Linked DNA regions of Homo sapiens: region 2 is linked to region 1. A link is an interaction called in ENCODE POLR2A ChIA-PET data of the cell type or tissue named here. Cell type or tissue: PC-9. All regions are shown on one strand.

The links. Peaks named below come from ENCODE experiments on the same cell type or tissue, not always from the same donor. Only the 100,000 strongest peaks of a DNase experiment are listed, where the experiment ranks them.
Region 2: POLR2A ChIA-PET joins it to region 1 with 10 read pairs; 1 of 35 experiments calls an interaction of 5 or more read pairs at or near these places.

The regions. Positions count from the first base shown.
Region 1 is chr11:1,777,220-1,779,719 of GRCh38, reverse strand. LOC105376517 (a long non-coding RNA gene) reads left to right here and starts at 1,140. Exons shown (of 4, transcript XR_002957212.2): 1 at 1,140-1,195. It overlaps LOC124902610 (a long non-coding RNA gene), which reads right to left and starts at 997. Exons shown (of 3, transcript XR_007062550.1): 1 at 814-997. In PC-9, no CTCF peak of the experiment used is centred here; a DNase peak (open chromatin) is centred at 1,119; H3K27ac peaks cover 1,115 bases.
Region 2 is chr11:1,218,994-1,221,493 of GRCh38, reverse strand. No RefSeq gene overlaps it. Among named protein-coding and RNA genes, the nearest start is that of MUC5B, 2.8 kb to the left of the region's middle. In PC-9, no CTCF peak of the experiment used is centred here; a DNase peak (open chromatin) is centred at 1,513; H3K27ac peaks cover 1,279 bases.

The DNA.
Region 1 (2,500 bases):
CCCTTTCCGTCTGCCCAGCTTGCACTCTCCCGTGTTAGGTGTCGCCCAGAGAGGGGCGCAGTCCCTGCAAACTCAGTGGGGTGAGCGAGTGAGGGGCTATAGCATGTCCCACGTGGGACCCAGAGAGAGCAGCCTGCTTGCCAACACTCCCAGCACCACCCACCTGATGGCCTGTGAACAGACTCAGATGCCCTCACCGTGGCATTCAAGGCTCTTCCAGCCTCCCTCGACCTTCCTGTCCAGCCTCCAGGGCTGCAGCTCACCTCCACCTGTACACCCTCGGTCTGGCCAAGCCAGCAGGATGGCGTGCTGGCCTCCCTGCCCCTGCTTGTGTTGGGGGCCCCTGCCCGGGCACTCTTCCCCTGGGGCCCTGCCTTCCCCAGCAGGCTCCCCACCCTCTGGCTGGCCTCCTCTTGGAAGTCATCTTCCCTGCCTTGAATGAGCTCCCTAGCCTGGTTGCCAGGCTTCTCCCACGACCTGTGTGTCCTCCATGGCCCAAGGGGCAAAGAGTCCTGGGCTTCCTTGTGTGGCTGCCAAGCGGTCCAGAGCCAACAGAGAGAGGCAGGTTACACCGGGAACACCTGCCACTGTGCCCCCACCCTGCCTATGAGGATGGAAGTCACCATCCCATTTTACAGATTGGAGACTAAGGGATGAAGAGGGGATGGAGAAGGGGATGGAGAGGGGCAGGTAACATGGGGAACACCAGCCACCATGCTCCCGCCCTGCCCATGAGGATGGACACTACCATCCCATTTTACAGATTGGAGACTAAGGCTCAGACAGGTGAGTAACCCACGTGAAGCCACACACCTGGGGTCCTCTGTCTGTCACAGAGCAGTGCTTCCTGCTAGCATGATGCAGAGAGGTGTGTGGTATAATGCCGGGTAACTCGAGGGACGAGGGCTCTGCATCCGCAGCACTCACTGTGAGGCTTGGGGTCCCTCCAGGACTGGAAGTGGAGGCCTCAGCATCTGCCTCTGGGCAGGGCCCTGCCCCCAGCTCAGCACCCCCATGCAGGCTGGAAGAATCAGGGCATTGTTCACAGGACAGAGGGGCCACCTGTCCCCACCCACCACTCCCTGCCCTTATGAGTCACTGCTCCAAAGAGAGGGGGTGTCACAGCCCCAGACCCGTTTGTCCAGCTGCCTGGGAGAGGCAGGGTACCACAGAGGAGCTGGCATCCCGAGAAAGGGTGAGTGTTGACTGCCACCACCGTCCCACCCTGGGGAACAGGCCTTTTGGCTGTGGGTGGGAGGTAGGCGAGGGCTGCAGGAGGGTGATAAGGCCTTTTCCTCGAGTGGGACCAGATCAGCCCACAGCAGAACAGGTTCTCCCAGAAGAGAAGGGAGAGCACATGCCCAGGCTCCATGGACTTCCGGTTCTCCCCTCCCTTCGCACCCCCACAATGAGGTCACGACGGGGTCAGTGTGGCCCTACCCTGGTGGCTGCACCAAGACATGGGGCAAGGATGTGGTGGCCCTTCCCGCTCCCTGTGGCTCTGCTGCAAGGACTTCTTGGGGTGGACTGAGGAGGCTTGGAGGCCAGATGGCCTGGGCCCCTTCTGGGTGGGGAAGTCAGGGCCCCTTTAGAATGGCTGGCCCAGTGTGAGGCTAGAGGGTGGTCACTGGCCACGTCTGGGGGTGGAGGTGAGTGCAGATGTTTGGACAGTGCCTGAGGCCCCTGGGGCCAGGGGAGGGCCCCTTGCTCCAACACCCTCCAGCTACTGAGGCACAAGTCATGCCTCTGTTCTGTGGGACATTCAGATGTCCCAAGAGCCCCTAGGGGAAAGCCACAGGCATTGCCCAACTCTTCCTGACACTCACAAGCCCAACATCAGAAACAAGCATCTCAGGCCAACCCAGCCTGTCTGAACTGGGGCAGAACCATCAACCACCAGGACCGCCCTAGCTAAACCAAGCAGCCCATTCCACCCAACCCAACACCAGAGGCCCCATCCCCACCACATCACCCTGATGGCTCCATCCCCCCAACTCAGCCCCCATGATCCAATCCCACCCAGCTCAGTCCCTGATGGCCCCATCTCACCCAACTCAGCCCCAATGGCCCCATCCCACCAGCTCAGATCCCATGATCCAATGCCACCCAGCTCAGCCCTCAATGATCCCATCCCACCAGCTCAGCCCCTGATGGCCCCATCCCACCAGCTCAGCCTCCCGTGGTCCCATCCCACCAGCTCAGCCTTCCATGGTCCCATCCCACCAGCACAGCCCCCTGTGGTGTCATCCCACCAGCTCAGCCCCCGATGGCCCCCTCCCAACAGCTCAGCCCCTGATGGCCCCCTCCCAACAGCTCAGCCCCCTGTGGTCCCATCCTACCTAACTCAGCCCTGATGGTCCCATCCTACCAGCTCAGCCCTGATCACTCATCCCACCCAGCCCAGCCCCAGCTCCTCAGCTCAGCCTTTCTCAGTGTATCCCTCTCCACCGCAAGCTTCAACACTCCAGTTCTGGAGCAGGGGGCTTCAGGATTCAGGCCC
Region 2 (2,500 bases), 560 kb after region 1:
TGCGGTGGAATACGGTTCAGCCGTGAAAAGGAGAGGCTGGCCCAGGCTGCTCCATGGGGGAAGCTGGGGACACTGTGCAGAGTGAGGCAGGTGGACACAGAGGACAAAGGCAGGAGGGGCCACTCGTGTGCTGCCCCTGGAGTCATGAAACCCGCAGAGACGGAGTGTGGACGGTGGGCGCCAGGGGCTGGCAGAGGGGATGGTGAGCTGGTGTTGCATGGGGACAGGGTTTCAGCTTGGGAATGTGAGAACGTTCTGGAGATGGAGGGCGGAGACAGCTGCACAGCGACGTGAACGGAGCTGGCCCGTTTTGCCACCTGTCACCCCTCATGGCTGAGGCCCCCAGGTGGCTCCTCAGAGCGCGAGGGCTGTGGTGGAGGCTGGAACCCGCCTTCTCCCTTTGTTCTTTGTGACGGTTTCTTTAACTCAGGGCACACCTCGGGCTTCTGCCTGGCCCTGTACCTGGGTGGGGGCAGGGGGTCTCCCAGATCTCAGCGTAGCTCCCCGCTCACTTCCGGGACTCCAGAGCCTGTGCTCCCCCCACCCACCCCACCGACGTCACTTCCAAAGCTGAAGGTTCCGAGGTCTCTGGGGTCTCCAAGCTCTCTTTCACATCCAGGCCGGTAGACCCGCTGCAGCACGGCACGGTGGGAGGGGTGGGCGGGGATGCCTGGGCCAGTGGGCCTTGAGGATGGTCTGGAGGGTGGGCCAGAGTCCCCACCCCTGGGCTCGTGGCTGTGACTGCACCCAGGCCCCAGCCAGACCCCTCTCCCCGGCCTTCCTGCCTGCTCCAGGCCAGGCTGGGCAAATGGGGGGCTACCGGCCGCTGTGGCGCCTCGTTCCTCGCACTGGCAGGAGGGGTGTGCCTGCTGCCCGGGCCTCTGCTGCAGACGTCCCCCCGACGCACCCGCCCAGGTCTCCCACCTTAGCCAAGCCCTCGTGACATCCCCCCTCCCTGCCCGCGGCTCCAGCTCACAAGCCGATGCCCACCTGGGTGCTGGGGCCAAGCCTAGTGTCTCCCCTGCTGGCCCCCACTGCCTGTCCCCTGCCCTCCCTGACCACGGCCGGTGCCCGCGGCCTTCATGGGGGCTGGCGGCCCACTGGGGAGCAGCCCCCTCACCCCCAGCTCGAGTGGGCCGGGCACCTCTGCATCAGCGAGATAGCGTTTTCTCCATGGCAGAGCTGGGACCCTCAGGCAGCTCCTCTGTCCCCGCTCAGTGCCTGTGGTCCAACCCTCCCCGCCTCCACCCTGGAACAGCCTCGCCCGCCAGTGGCCGCTGGCACACAGTGACACCAAACAAGTGGGGGCCCCGACTTTGCCCTCGTCCCTCCCACTAGGCACCTCCCCGGGCAGAGGGCCCATTGGGAACTGGGCTGGGTCCGGGGCAGGGGTCCGAGGTGGACGTCAAGGCCACAGCTATTGAGACATCCCGGATGCGGCCCTGGGAGTCGGGCCTGTTTGCTCAGCGTGTTTGAAGAGTTCACCTCTTCACAGTTGAAGGCGCTGAAAACAGAAGATAAAGGAAGGAAAGGGACACAGCCGGTTCCTGCCGGGAAGGGGGGCCAGGCACAGCCTCCTGGAGCGCAGAGGAGCCTCCCACCTCGGACGTGCCAGGAACTTGCCCTGCGGCTCTGACGGAGTCTGAGCCAGGCCCAGCCCTGGGTGGGTCACTGTCCCTCATTCTGGCCAGGGGGCAGTGGAGACAAAGGGGCGGCCTAGACCACACAGAACCCGAGGGGGGTTAATCCTGCCATGAATGGGGACCCGTCCAGGACCCCACAGACCCCTTCAGAGGCCGTCCAGGCACCAGTGATCAGGGCCACCATCTGCTGTCACCAGCTGCCCCAAGCCCAGCCCCTCAGCCCTGGGGGACACCTGGAGGGCTTGGCCACCGCAAAGAGTCGTCACTGGGGCTGGGGTCCCCACGTGGCTCAGCCCTCCCCTCCCCCGACCACAGCGGTGCAGGTTTGAGCCAGGCCCCAGTGTCCATCAGCCACCAGGCACTGAGCCGGGCCCCAGGGTCCATCAGCTCCCAGGCACTGAGCTGGGCCCCAGCTCCACGCTGGACACCTGGGGTGTCAGGCACAGCCCAGGGGGTCACAAAGCAGGGATGGGCTCTTGGTCTGCTCAGAGCCAGGCCCCAGGATGTGTACTCAGAGCCAGGCCCCAGGCTGTGCTGGGGATAGGGAGTGGTAGCTGTGTGGGACCCTCCACCTCGGCAGCCTCCTGCTCCCTGGCACGGGGGCCCCCCAACTCCTGGGGTGGAGGCCTTACCAGGCCAGACGCACGCTCCTGGGGGCTCACCTGCTGATGGGCCGAGGGTCCCATCGTGTGACCAAGCGGGACAGGTCCAGGGCTGGGTGGGCCCAGCAGGAAGGTGTTCCAGGCCTCGGGGACCTGGGCAGGTGACGGGCTGCTTGCTCCTGGGTGTTGGGATGGCCAGGCCCCTGTCCCCTGGCCCAGTACACCTGGGGAGATGTCCAGCAAGGCCCGGGGGTC